Regions from separate parts of the Homo sapiens genome. Here region 1 is linked to region 2. Evidence: read pairs that join two places in POLR2A ChIA-PET (ENCODE). Cell type or tissue: OCI-LY7. All regions are shown on one strand. Links, peaks and the distances in the headings refer to the core of each region. The heading gives the core; the rest is flanking DNA.

The links. ChIA-PET counts read pairs that join two places held together with the same protein. Peaks named below come from ENCODE experiments on the same cell type or tissue, not always from the same donor. Only the 100,000 strongest peaks of a DNase experiment are listed, where the experiment ranks them.
Region 1: POLR2A ChIA-PET joins it to region 2 with 13 read pairs; 7 of 35 experiments call an interaction of 5 or more read pairs at or near these places.

Annotation. Positions count from the first base shown.
Region 1 is chr10:15,858,907-15,866,561 of GRCh38, forward strand. MINDY3 (MINDY lysine 48 deubiquitinase 3) reads right to left here and starts at 1,601. Exons shown (of 15, transcript NM_024948.4): 1 at 1,300-1,601. The coding sequence starts at 1,393. RefSeq lists an enhancer at 1,343-1,392. In OCI-LY7, for the core only: no CTCF peak of the experiment used is centred there; a DNase peak (open chromatin) is centred at 1,605; H3K4me3 peaks cover 1,308 bases; H3K27ac peaks cover 901 bases.
Region 2 is chr10:16,806,040-16,813,349 of GRCh38, forward strand. All of the region lies in intron 2 of RSU1 (Ras suppressor protein 1), which reads right to left. Among named protein-coding and RNA genes, the nearest start is that of RSU1, 7.7 kb to the right of the region's middle. In OCI-LY7, for the core only: CTCF peaks have their summits at 3,503 (motif pointing left) and 3,703; a DNase peak (open chromatin) is centred at 3,492.

The sequences.
Region 1 (7,655 bases), core at 1,275-6,274, 950 kb before region 2:
GATTAGGTAACTGACATAATTGAATGTGAAAAAAAAGAGCCCAAGTCATTACATGTAGGGTTTGGGAACTCAAAGGAAGATAATGAAAACAGAGGTATATTAGGAATCGAGAGACCTGGAATCCACTCCCAGTTCTATCGATTTGTGCAACTTTGGCCCAGTCATTTACCTTTACAACTAATTTTTTTCGCCTGCAAAGCAACAGTGAGGGACTAAATATCCCAACTTAACAATACATCGTAATTGTAATTTTACCAGCTCTTAAAACAAACATGTGGGAGGGAGGGAGAGATTACGTAAATCCTGAATTTTTGTTACAAAATACACGTTTTGAAATAGGGGTTTATATTTACTATGCCAAAATTCCGCCCAATCTATTTCGGGAACAGGTGTTCCCTAAATAGATGTTTTAATAATAATAGTGTTTTACATACATAAATTATTGATCCTTCTGACTCAAGGTTATGTTTTAACCTCATCATCATCTTTCCTAAGTCACCTTTAGGAATGTGTCAGTTGTTTGCCTATCCAAACTTAAGAATTAGGGATAGTTACTAGTATAAAGCGCCCAGCCTGTTACAGTGCAAGAATTCAATAAATGCTTATTTTATTTCATTATTATTTGTACTAAGACTCTTCATGTAAGTAAAAGTCCTGTCTGGGTTACAAGCATACCGGCCGAGGAAGTACTATGATCCATATTCCTTTTTTAACCGTGACAGATAATAAACCATATAAAAAACGGGGATACTTTGGGCCAAGAGTACACTTTTTAGCAAATAACAGTGTTTATACACAGACTACCACGCCTAACCACATAATGACAATACAAACAAAAAACTGCTTTTTGGAATTAGCCACTTGGACTTTCCCTTGGACGTCCCTCCTTCTCACCAAAAATAGACCAACCACCACCAATAGACAGCTCTGTTAGGGGGTAAAGATGCGGAAGGCCACAGCACCCCTTGAGAAAGTGACACCGGGGCACGGGGCGCATCTTCCGTGTCACGCCCTGCAACCCAGCAAGGGGCCACCCTCTCCTCCTCCCCAGCCGAAGGGCAGCCCGGAGGATGGAAAGAGCGCTGCGGGTATTTAGTGGCAGCTGTAACCATTCTCCTACTCAAACTCTCCCCACCAAGGCAAGGCAGGGCGTGTCTAGAAAGTCCAGCTTCAGCGCTGAGCACGGCGACTGGGGCAGAGAGCGGGGCACGCGAGGGGCTGGAGCGAGAGGCGTCACAGGCGGACTCTCGCAGGGCAAAAGAAGCAGCGGCTGCAAGTGTGAGAGCCCCGCCAGGGTACCTTGCGTCCAGCGGCAGAAAATGGTGTCCGAGAGACCGGGGCTGCTCTTGGTGCCCCACACCAGCTCCATCAGCTCTTTAGTCAGTTCGGACATGATGAGGAACCGGCGGGCGGATCTTCGCTTTGCGGACTCCTGCCCCGGAACATGGGGAAGGGGCAACTCCGGAAACAGCAGCTGCGGGACGGCGGCGGCAAACGAATTGGAAGGTGAGGCAGGAAAGAAGAAGGGGCTGAGAGCCACTTGCAGAGACCAAGCCTGTCAAGCCAGGTTGGGGCAGCAGCGAGTTTTCCGTACCGGAAGTGCTGGTGCCACTTCCGACTCCTCTTTAACTCCCGCCCCTTAAGGCTGAGGGCCCGGAAGTCCCCTCCCCGGAAGTGAAATTGGAGGCGGAAACAGGCACGGAAAGCGGTGGAAGTAGCTTCTGACCTTTCTGAACTGTCTGGGACCCTTTGGTGGGGTGGTAGTTTTTGTATTGGGAAGGGGCGTCGGCGTGTTTCTAAACTCCAGGAATACCTTCTTCCTCTACGCACTGCTCTGGGCTAAGCTGGAGGCTCTGAGGCCCAGGCACTAGGAATTAGAACATATGCCCATTGCTTGTATTTTTCAATATTAATTTTGCAAAACTAGAACTATAAGGCAATAGTTGAGTCACAGTGCGGTAACATCCGTGCCTTTGTAGGGCGCTTCTCATAAGCTGGAGGCTGTCCGCCTCTGTACTTCAATAAATCAAAGTCAGACCAACTATTACCTAAAAACATGGCAAAGAATGTGGCATAATGTGCATTAGAAATGCTTCCACCAGCTGCAACGCAGAATTACAAGGTATTTGTAGGGAAACAAATTCAGAGCAACCTGTTTGTAAATGTTACAGCATTTTCATCTCCAGTTTTTGACACTGCAGAGTGTGTGGGCAACACCTGGACTAAAGTTTAGGTTTTACTCATTAACTAGCAGTTAAATTGAGTTCATGTGAAAACTTATGTTTGTGCTGCTTAAAAAAAGAGGGCTTGTATTGCCCGAGCTTTGAATTTAAAACGAAAGGGCAAAATCTGATTTAAAAAAAAATACATGCTTTTATTTTGGTTCTGTAAGGTTTCTGTACTCCTTGGAAACCATATTACTTTGGGATGCAGTAATGCAATAGTTAAGAGGCCAAGCTGTGGGTCATACTGGCCCATATTCCTACCTTTTGCACTTACTAGCAAGTTACCTACTATCTACCTAGGCTTTTTTCTTTCTAAAAGGGAGATTGCATACATTTCATATATTGTAAGGAATAAATGGAAAAAGTAACACATACAAAGGATTTGGTGTACTTCCTAGCACATGGAAGGCATTTATGCAACAGTGGGTATTTTTTTTACCTCAAGAAGCCATTTTGTGGGAATTTGATGCAACAGTAGTTCTGACTTTTTTACCCATAAATTCTAGCCAGTTGTATTTTAGTATAATACGTTATGTTCTCTAATTTCAAAAACATGCAGTTTCATTGTAGAATACCCTTGCATTTGGCTAATTAAAATTAACCCTTAATTTAAAATCTTTTAGATTGCAAATAAGGTTTTGTTAATTTATGCTTTATTACTAGCTATTTTTTCCTATTTATACGTTATTTCTAATTTTATTTTAATTAATTTAATTTTATTTCTTCAGTACCCTTTACTGTAATTACAGGGACTTGCCCAAAGTGCCTGTAGTAGAGCCATAGCATTCCTTTTGATCTTTATTCCCTTTAGAATATCCCTTGCCTTGTTTTTGCAAATCAAATCTTACCTATCCTTCATGTCAGAGTGTGCATGCCAAACTTTCTCCAGTCATTACAATTGAAAGTAATAATTATAATTTCTGAGGCTTCATAGTACCTTATGTGTAACTTGCTTATGACAATTCCTATCATCATTGTATTTGCAAAGAGTTATTTGCTTTTCTCTTGGGATATAAATTTATGGAAGCAAAGAGCTGCCTATTCATAATTCTAGCATGGGGCCTTGAACATCACTGGATCTCAATAATTACGATTCCAAGGAACAAAACTTGCCTTTACTGGAAATAAAGAATTCATTATCTCTCAGCAAGTGAGAGATCGGGGAAGTAGTACTGACTGCTCCAGTTAAATATCTAATATTCGCATGCTGATTACAATTTACGTAATTCTTCCACTTCCTGAAAGACACAGAAGGGTCTATGTACATAGAGCTCATAACTGGCAGACTTCTAAGTTCAGAAGTGTTTCCACATTTGACTTTCTCCATTAATGTATGTAAATATTAATGGTGTAGTGTATATAACACTACATTTGTTTCCTTTACATTAATATAGATAGTAGTTATAAGTTTGATTACTTTGTTATGAAAAAACAAAAAATTGTACTTTCAAACTGTATTTTTTTAAACGAGAAATTTTTTGATCTATGATTTTTCTTAGTTTCCAGCTACAGTGATGCTGGCAAAATCCTGGATAGACATTTATATGAATGTCCTTTCCACTTCCACATTATATTTTTTTTTTTTTTTGAGATGGAGTTTCGCTCTTTTGCCCAGGCTGGAGTGCAGTGTCACCATCTTGGCTCACTGCAACCTCCACCTTCCAGTTTCAAGTGATTCTCCTGCCTCAGCCTCCTGAGTAGCTGGGATTACAGGCACCCGCCACCATGCCCGGCTAATTTTTGTATTTTTAGTGAGATGGGGTTTCACCATGTTGGCCAAGCTGGTCTTCGACTCCTGACCTCAGGTGATCCACCCACCTCAGCCTCCCAAAGTGCTGGGATTACAGGCGTGAGCCACCACATCTGGCCCACATTATAATTTTTATGTGTAATCTTTTAAATTTTTTAATTAGCAGGACATATCTTTAACAAGGAATATTTTACTTTTAAATTATTGGCTTAATTATTCATTAGGTATAACATTTAAATAGAAATTAATATTCATCAAAATTGTTCTTATTCAGTAATTATCTATAAATAAATATTTAAGTGAATCACGTTTTGCATCTATACCTGGTGCTGGATGAAAATGCCTTTCTCTTGTTATAATGACTTGGAAAATTATGTAAATGTTCTTTCATGTATTTATAACACTTCATATTTTAGCATATTGTTTTTCTCAGGACTGTCTATGGTTTCGATTAAACTTGTATCACTGAGGTGTATATAGGTTGCATTAATAATCTTTCACTTCCTATTTATATGTAAGTTTTATTAATAATACTTCTGTTTCTTTCAAATTCAAGTCAGGGTGCTTCCATAAAACTGGGCTGAGATTTCCATTATAATGAATTCTTTTTATCCATCTTTACTACTTCAGGCAACAAAATTAATTACTCAGCATTAAACTCTAACTCTGTTTAATTATTTTCCTGTCTTTCCTCAAACTTTTTTGCCAGATAAAAGCACAACAACTTTATTGCCTAGTTCCTAGCAACTAACATGAAAAGTACAATTCTCCAGTTGGAAACCCTGGACTCCTAATTTAGTGTATTTACATTACTCCTTACCTAGAAGAAATCAAATATTTCAAAAACTCACCCTGTCATAAGATTAATAACATTTAGGTGGGTCATTAAAACAATCCCATACTCATTTATTACTAAAACTTTTTCATTTGTATGTCCTCTGCCTTCCAATAGCAGCATAAATCTACCAAAGCAAATGAAACTACTTCCTTCTGCATCATCCTAACCTTATCTCAGCAGGATAATACTTGTCCAGCTGAGCAAACAAGTCCCTTTCAGACTCACCAACATCATATTCAAGGGTGGCATAGTGTAGCACTCCCCATTGCATCTCCTACTGACATTAATACATGGTGGTAAAGGGGAAGTGTCATTAAATGCTGGGTTAAATAAATTTAAACAGGTCATTCACTGCAACTCTCCAGGAGTGGGGATTGTGTTTAATGTTAACAGACACATTTGAATCATTTCATTCACTGAACTTCTTATATAATTTATGTTCTGCAAAATACTGTTAGGGAATCAGGGGTCTAATGAAATCGTCTCTTGAAATGGAATTAGAAAATCTGAATGTTAGTCCCCATATGGGCAGTAAGTGTGATGTTGGGTGAATCATTTAACTAGCCGTACCTTGCTTTCTTCATCTGTAAAATAAGAGAACTAAATATAGGTTACTTCTTAAGGTCATATTCACTGCAGGTCCTGTACACTTCTATGATTCTAAAAAGTGGCTGTCTTTAACTTGAAATGTATGGGGATAATGGGGAGAAAAAGAATATCGGAAACGTGTATGGAATAGAGAAATAATTATGGCATTATTCTTTAAGACATAGAATAAAAGAGGTCATTTGCCATTTTAGCACTTGTGCTAACATTATGAAATGAGAAGATAAAATTCCAACTTGTACATTAACACAAGACTAGCTATATAAAGTAACCATATAATATTTACACACTTGGATGTGTCATAGGCACCTCAAACTTAATATGTGCCAAATTAAACATGACTCTTCCCACAAACCCTGCTTTACTCTCAATGTTTCATATATCAGTGAATGGTGCCATGATCTACAAAAAGCTCATTCCTTAATGTTCTTGATTGTGATAGAATGAATAAATACTCTCTTTCAGGCTCAGTTACCACATTCATAAAATGATCTTATTAATAATTGTATCATACAGCGATTGTGATATTTAATAGGGAACATTAGGCACGAAAGAATTACAAGCATTGAAAAATACTATTCTTATGTTAGTTTTATTAATGATTTAGGCAAAACATTATAAAGGAGCAAAGATGGTGTATGAATTATTTCTGCATTGAACTGGGGAAAACCAGAGAAGTTTGACCTGGATAAAATCTTGACTAGAGAAAAAAGGGAGGATGTGCATTTTATGCTTAAAATACTCTCGTGGCAGAATCTTAGCATTTGTGTTAGTAAAGAGAGATGAGTCAGGAATATCGGGTTATGGAGGGTGTAATGGACAGAATTCTGTCCCTCCAAAATCCATATATTGAAGCCCTAACCCCTGATTAAACTGGGTTTGGAGATAGAGCCTTTAAGAAGGTAGTTAAGATGAAATGAAGTCCTAAGAGTGGATTCTAATCCAATAGGACTGATTTCCTTCAAAGAGAGGAGAAAGAGACACCAGTGCATGATGTCTCCCTCTATACCAAAAAGGCCATGTAATGACACAGTGAGAAGGTTGCCGTCTACAAGCCCGGAAGGGAGGCCTCGCAAGAAACCAAACCTCTCAACACCTTGATTTTGGACCTCTAGACTCTGGAACTGCGAGAAAATAAATTTACGCTGTTTAAGCCATCCAGTCTGTGCTATTTTGTTATGGCAGCGCAAGCAAACTAATACAGTCTCTTAAAAATGTTAAATGTTAAATACAGGCATGCCTCAGAGATATTGCCGATTGAGTTTCAGATCATCACAATAAAGTGAATATTGCAATAAAGCCAGTCACACAAATGTTGTGGTTTCCTAGTGCATATAAAAGTTATATTTACACTACACCATAGTCTATTAAATGTGCAATAGCATTATGTCTAATAAAGACAATGGACATATATACTGTAATTTAAAAAATACTCAACTGCTAAAAAATGCTGATGACCATTTGAGCCTTCAGCAAGTTGCAGTCTTTTTACTTGTGGAGGGTCTTGCCTCCATGTTGGTGGCTGCTGATTGATCAGGTTGGTGGATGCTGAAGATTGGGGTCGTTGTGAAAATTTCTTAAAATAAGACAGTTTGTTGTATTGATTGACTTTTCCTTTTACAAAAGATTTCTCTGTGGCATGAGATAATATTTTATCCACAGTAGAACTTCTTACAAAATTGGAGTCAATCCTCTCCAACCCAGCTGCTGCTTTATCAACTAAGTTTATGGAATATTCTAAATCCTTTATTGTCATTTTCAACAGTGTTCATAGCATCTTCACCAGGAGTAGATTCCATCTTAAGAAACCACTTTCTTTGCTCATCCATAAGAAGCAACTCCTTATCCATTAAAATTTGATTGTGACATTATAGCAATTCAGTCATACCTTCAGCCTCCACTTCTAATTCCCATTTTCTTGCTATTGCCACCACATCTGCAGTTACTTTCTCCACTGAAGTCTTGATCCCTTCAAAGTCATCTATGAAAGTTAGAATCAATTTCTTCCAAACTCCTGTTCCTGTTGATACGTTGATATCCTTCCATGAATCACAAATGTTCTTAATGCTAGCCTTCAAGGTGGCAACTAGTGACCATGCCTCTTGATGGGCATGTCCTTGGGTAGTTCCTTTCCACATTGAAAAGACCCCAACTGCCTGACCAACTGGATATTGTGAAAGTAATGGGATGTGATTTTCAAAGGCATTGCAATTTCTGCCTGGTTTCGTGGCTCTGT
Region 2 (7,310 bases), core at 1,293-6,292:
AAATCTGTCAACTTGTACTGTCATTATGCACTTATCGATACGAATACTTCAATAAGGTTTTTTGGAATAGATTTTTTTAAAACTATGTGTAAGTATTTTGGGAAGATGAAGGTTCCTGTTTCCCTGGTTCAAATGGGATAAACATAGGTAGTGTCCCTGAATGCATTCCTAAATTGTTACAGAATCATTAGCCCAGACAGGACAGCTACCATGGCTTCTAGAACATGACCGGGTGGCCACAGGCACTCAGCATGCTCGCTGAATTAGCCGTTATCTTCATCTCCTCCACAGGGTATGTGCATATGACTGTCAGAAACCAGTAAGGCAAAACAGGAGAAGCTGAGAACACTGCTTCCGACGTCTGCAGGTGTGGCTTCAAATCTGGGCTCTACCACTTATTGCCTGGGTGACTTTGAGCAAGTTAATGATGCTCCTTAAATCTGTTTCCTTACCTATTAACTATATAATGACAATACATTGTGAGGTTTGAAAGATTAATCCATACAGAGGGCTTAGCACAATGCCTGGTATGTGGTAAATGTGTGCGTGTATTATATTAATACACTCCATGCATAGATGGCATGGTATTTCAATCATATTATCTATTATTTTCATCCTCCTAACAAAGAGTGCACAACGTTGTAGAATACAAACATATAATAAATTACATAGGCATCTTTGACACGCCCTAAAGACTTAAGCATTTACAGCTGTTTCATTATTTATTTATTTTGAAAGAGTCTCACTCTTGTCGCCCAGGCTGGAGTACAATGGCGTGATCTTAGCCCACTGGAGCCTCTACCTCCCAGGTTCAAGTGATTCTCCTGCCTCAGCCTCCCAAGTAGCTGGGATTACAGGCATGTACCACCACACCCAGCTAATTCTTGTATTGTTAGTAGAGAGGGGGTTTCACCATGTTGGCCAGGGTGGTCTCAAACTCCTGACCTCACTCAGGTGACCCACCCACGTTGGCCTCCGGAAGCGCTGGGATTACAGCAGGCATGAGTCAGGCTGGGATTACAGCAGGCATGAGCCACTGCGCCCAGCCTCACTTACAGCTGTTAAGAACACCAAGTTACATAGACCACCATTCAAACACTGAGATTGCAAACCACATTACCGTTCTCCGGTCTGCACTGTGTCCTGAAAAACTAAGAGGCGAAACCTCCTTGCAAGTAATTGCTTGTTCTGATGTGTGCCTTTCATTTGGCCTCACCCTTAAAATTATAAGTTACACAGAGTCCAAAGGAATAATTAATGGATATGCAAAGAAACGGATGAAATAAGAAGGATCTTTATGAGGTATGGATACTATAACTAAAACTACCATTTAATGTACTTCAGGTTTATTCTATTTGATACATGAACCAATATTTCCCCAACACAATCTTTTCCAGCCCCATACTTTGTAGTGTTTTAAGCTAATGTTCTAAGTTTGAAGACAAAAGAAAATGAATTAACATACGGTATACAAAGATCTCACATCTGATCATTCCATTCTATTGAGATTAATAGTTTTTCAGGAAACCATAAAGAAAGTGGGGAGGGTTCTGCTAATATTGATGGAGATTAAGTTGCTTCTTATGTTTTCTTCAACAGTTAAAGCTCTGCAACCATCCTGTAAACCCAAGTTTCCAAGCTGGCAGGGCTAGCCCAATAACACTATTTTATTTGCTTAACACAGTGTTTTAAAGAATTCTGAGACGAGGTACGGTGGCTCACACCTGTAATCCTAGCACTTTGGGAGGCTGAGGCAGGCGGATCATGATGTCAGGAGACTGAGACCATCCTGGCTAACACGGTGAAATCCCGTCTCTACGAAAAATACAAAAAATTAGCCGGGCTTGGTGGCGGGTGCCTGTAGTCCCAGCCACTGGGGAGGCTGAGGCAGGAGAATGGCGTGAACCTGGGAGGCAGAGCTTGCAGCGAGCCGAGATCACGCCACTGCACTCCAGCCTGGGTGACACAGCAAGACTCTGTCTCAAAAAAAAAAAAAAAAAAGAATTCTGAAAATGAATGCCTTACGGTAAGGCAGGCCCTAGGAGTCACCTCTCCTTGGCATCCAAGCCTGGCCCTGGTGAGCCCTTCGGGGCTAGGATACAACACAGCACAGTATCACACAGCAAACCTTTCAGACACACTCAAGAGTGAACTCCAACCGGGCGCAGTGGCTCACACCTGTAATCCCAACACTTTGAGTGGCGAAGGCAGGTGGATCACCTGAGGCCAGGATTTCAAGACCAGCCTGGTCAACATGGCAAAACCCCATCCCCATCTCTACTAAAATTAAAAAAATTCGCCAGGCGTTGTGGCAGGTGCCTGTAATCCCAGCTACTTGGAAGCCTAAGGCAGGAGAATCGCTGGAACCTGGGAGGCGGAGGCTGCAGTGACCGTGATCATGCCACTGCACTCTAGCCTGGGCAACAAGAGTGAAACTCCATTTAAGAAAAAAAAAAAAAAAAAAAAACAAAGTGAACTCCGTTTCCACCACTGCCTGAGTGACACTGGGGACTTTATAGAACCTCCATAGCTCTCTACTTTCTCATCTATAAAATGCTGACGGTAGGTGAACCAAAGAGGGATGTTATGAGTGTGAGAAGCACTTACCACAGAGTAGGCACTCAGGTCTGTATCATTTGAGAACCTCTAATCTAGATGTTATGGAATGAACTATGTCTTCCCAAAACTAATATGCTGAAGCCCCAATCCCAAATACCTCAACATGTGACTATATTTGGAGATGGGGCCTTTAAAGAGGCGATCAGGTTAAAATGAGGTCCTTAAGGTGGACCCTATCCCAATCTGACTATTGTCCTCATGAGAAGAGGAAACTGAACAGACTGAGGGACAGCAGGGATGCAGAGGGAAGATCATGTGAGCACAGCAAGAAGACGGCCACCTGCAAGCCCAGGAGAGAGGCCTCAGGAGCAGCCAGCCCTGCTGACACTATGATCTTGAACTTCCAGCCTCCAGGACCGTGGGAAATAAATTTCTGTTGTCAAAATCACCCAGCCTGCGGTGTTTTGTTTTGCAGCCGTAGGACATTAACAAAGTAGGTACTATTAATCCTATTATTGGCCTTTTGGGCTTTGCTAGCACCTCAAACCTGAAATACTGTTTTACAGCATTAAGCATCACACGCTGATGGAATCTGCTCAATGGGGACACTGCAAATTCCATTTCCTTTGATTGGAAACATGCTCTGATCAGCACTTCTCTATTCAGAGGCCACATGCAAGGCAGCTGTGAAACATGCCAACCTCAAAGATGCTCTGGTTGACTGTAACATACGTGAGATTTCTTTCACTGTGAGCTACACAGATAAAATGCCATTAAGACTCCATCTCTCTACCCAAAGACAGAACCTGGCGAATGAAGGTGGAAGAACTGTAGAGGCAGCAAAGCTCTGTGTGGAGATGAGACGAGCTGTGTCCAGCCTCCCAGGGAGCCCAGGAGCAAAACACAGAGGCTCAACACTGACCCCTGCTGCTCACACACTTGATCTAGACCAAATGCTCCTTGGCCACATTTTTACATCATCCTTTGGTTTAAAAAATAAAAAAATTAACCCACCTGCACAAACTTGCTATCCAAAGAAGAGGTCTTTACGCTGAATTAAAAAAAAAGTCATCTCTAGTCTTTTCTCTAACAATGGATCTCCTGTATCTAGATTGTGTTTTCTTTCAACTAGGTTCATGTGAATTTATGAATAAATAATACAGGGTATGGTTTTCAATTATTATCCATACCAATTGTAGCATTGGTTATAATGGCAAAGCAGTGAGTGTTATAGTTCTTATGGTGAAAATATAACTACTTCACATGTAATAGACACCTTATAGTCATCTTAACATAACAAACAATAATTTCTCAGTAGATAATTTTAAAATTCAATATAAGACCAGGCACATTGGCTCACACCTGTAATCCCAGCAATTTGGGAGGCCGGGGGTGGGGGGGGGAGGTGAATCACCTGAGGTCAGGAGTTCAAGACCAGCCTGGCCAACATGGCAAAACCCCATCTCTACCAAAAATACAAAAATTAGCGGAGCATGGTAGCTGGCACCTGTAATCCCAACTACTCCAGAGGCCAAGGCAGGAGAATTGCTTCAACCTGGGAGGCGGAGGTTGCAGTGAGCCAAGATCGCGCCACTGCACTCCAGCCTGGGCAACAGAGTGAGACTGTGTCTCAAAAAATAAAAAAATAAAAAAATAGAAATTAAAAAATTCAATGTAAACTCCCAAACGAACTCTGGTTACATAATGCCTATCATAAAAAAATACATTCAATAAATAGTTACTGCAGGACACAGAGTATTTTAATTATTAGTGGAAAAATTACCAGTTTTCAAAGCATGTCTGCCATTCTCAACAGAAACTTGGCCACAAGCACATCCCAACGAAAATCCTGCTGCTGTTCCCCCAGCAGCCGCCCCCCGGGCTATGCACAGCTCTGAACTCGCCAGTGTGTGGCAACGGCTGTTCCTCTTGACCCTAGCACACTGGGCCCAGCCGCCCAACTTCTCCTGGGAATTCTGACTCAGGTGAGGAATAAGGCAGTGGGTGTGCTGGTTTGACAAGACCATGGGACAGGTGGGCAAAGACCACTGAGAAGTACCATCACCAACGTTTCCAAGAAATAAAGATATTGTTTTGCACTTGTTACACCATCACAGATAAAATGGTTTTTACAATAGTCATGCACCGCTTAATAATGTTTCACTCAACAATGAACCACCCGGGAGGCTGGGGCAGGCAGATCGCTTGAGTCCAGGAGTTCAACACCAGCCTGGGAGAAATGGCGAAACCCCATCTCTATAAAAATTACAAAAATTTGCCGGCAGTGGTGGCATGTGCCTGTAATCTACGCTACTTGGGAGGCTGAGGTGGGAGGATCACTTGAGCCCAGGAAGCCGAGGCTACAGTGAGGCAAGATCATGCCACTGTAGTCCAGCCTGGGCAACAGAGTGAGACCTTGTCTCAAAAACACAAACAAACAATGGACCACAAATATGACAGCGGTCCCACGAGATAACAATAATGTACTATATTTTTACTGTATGTTTTTGTATAAAGACACACACACTCACCATCATGTTACAATTCCCTATGGGATTCCATACAATCACATGCTGTACAGTTTTGTAGCCTAAGAGCAAAAGCCTGAGTCACAAGCACACCATCTAGCCCAGGTGTGTAGTAGGCTACACCATCTGGGTGTGTGTAGGGACATTCTGGGAATGACCACACAATGACAAAATCTTATTATGCATTTCTCATAACGTATCCCCACCATTAAGTAATGCATGAGTGTTCTAATAATAGCAAGTATTAAGACCATCAGGTACCGGGTGGTACACTAGGCCCTTATAGATATTAATTCACAATGACCCTATGAGGTGCTCTTATTATTCCCATTTTATAGATGAGGCACCTGAGGCACAGAGAGGTCAAGCAACTTGCCCAAGGATACACAGCTAGTAGCAAACAAAAAAGATGCTTACAAAAAAGCCACCAGGGCCACTAGAGCCAGAATGTCAGAGGACTGACAAAAAGTCAAATGCCATTACCGATTCAGTCATGCCAAAGGGGCTACACCTCTTCTTTGTTTCAATGAAGCATTTCCAGTTTTAACCCTATCATACAATCAAAAATAGAAGTTGTCAGTTCCATCTTGTTCCTGATAGCTGGAAACTGCTTCCCTCTGGAAACTGCGGAGAAGCCTGCAGGAAGGAGACAGAGTACATGCTCCTTCTCCAGAGCTATGCTTTCTCCCTTAGCCAACCTGAATCTCTTAACTAAAAGCAGTAACATTCCTTCTTCAATAAATTTTTCCCAAGTACTATGCCAAGTAGAGAGACACTTCAGCTAGGCTGGATGGGATGGTGGGTCAGAACTGAGTATTCTCGAGGGGCCTCCTTGAGGAGGTCACAGGAAATGGAGTCATGTGAATAGTTAAGTCCTTCCTTCTTTCAACAAGCACTAACTGACAAGGGGGCAAGGGCTAGCTGGAGCGAGAAAAACGAAAAGGGCTCCCCAGGCCAAGAAGCGGCGTGTTTAAAAACAGAAAGGTGGGCACATACACACAACCTAGAGGAGTGAAAACATAAATAATTTTAAGGCCGGGCACAGTGGCTCACGCCTGTAATCCCAGAACTTTGGGAGGCCAAGGCGGGTGGATCACTTGAGGTCACGAGTTCAAGACCAGCCTGGCCAATATGGTGAAACCCCGTCTCTACTAAAAATATAAAAATTAGCCAGGTGTGGTGGCGCACGCCTGTAACCCCAGTTACTGGGGAGGCTGAGGCAGGAGAATCGCTTGAACCCAAGAGGTGGAGGCTGCAGTGAGCAGAGATCACGCCACTGCACTCCAGCCTGGGCAACAGAGCAAGACTCCATCTCAAAAACAAAAAACAAAAATTAAAAAACAAAAAAATGATTTTAATAGATTATATCTAAAATTACAGGTCCTCCCCAGCTCTTTAATCTATCCCCCAAAGAAGGTCGACATGGATAGCATGTGTTCCAGGTTTAACAAGACTTTTGAGATAGCTCTTCCAGATAACCCATGATCATATTTGTTTATTATTTTGCCTGGTCCTTTAGAAAGACCACTCCCTTGAAAGCAGGTTGTTTTCGAGATTTATCTGAAAAATATTTTAGTCTAACTTGGAAAAAAAATGATAAAGGCTTGACCACCCAGAGAGGGCAATACACTTGAAGAGATTAAAAAATCAGGAAACACTTAAATAAGAGAAATGAAAGAAAGTTCCTCCGGCTACAGCTGGGATTCTGTCTCTATGGAAATGGAAGCTGATTACAGGGCCCTTCAAAATCAACTTTATCAACCAGATGAAGACAGCTGCTGCTTGGGAAAGAGTTTCTGCAGTGAAATCTCTTTAATAAAAAGAATAAAATCAGCAGCATTACGATTATGCTGGGAAGCTTTTTTTTTTTTTTAAGAGACAAGGTCTTGTTCTGTCACCTAGTAACACGATCATAGCTCACTACAAACTCAAACTCCTGGGTTCCAGCAATCCTCCCACCGCAGCCTCCCTGAAAGCTGGGACTTGCACATCACCCTCAGCTCATTTTTTAATTTTTTGTAGAGATGGGGTCTCACTCTATTGCCCACACTGGTGTTCTTGGAAGCTTTAACGAGAATGTGTGTGCAAATTACATGCCATGTTAAAACAAAATGATGGAAAATAAATAAATTAGGACAAATTTTAAATAAATAGCTATCTAAATCAATTAGAACCTTAGGCAAAAGTACCAAACACTACAGGTTCTAATAAGCCACACAAAAA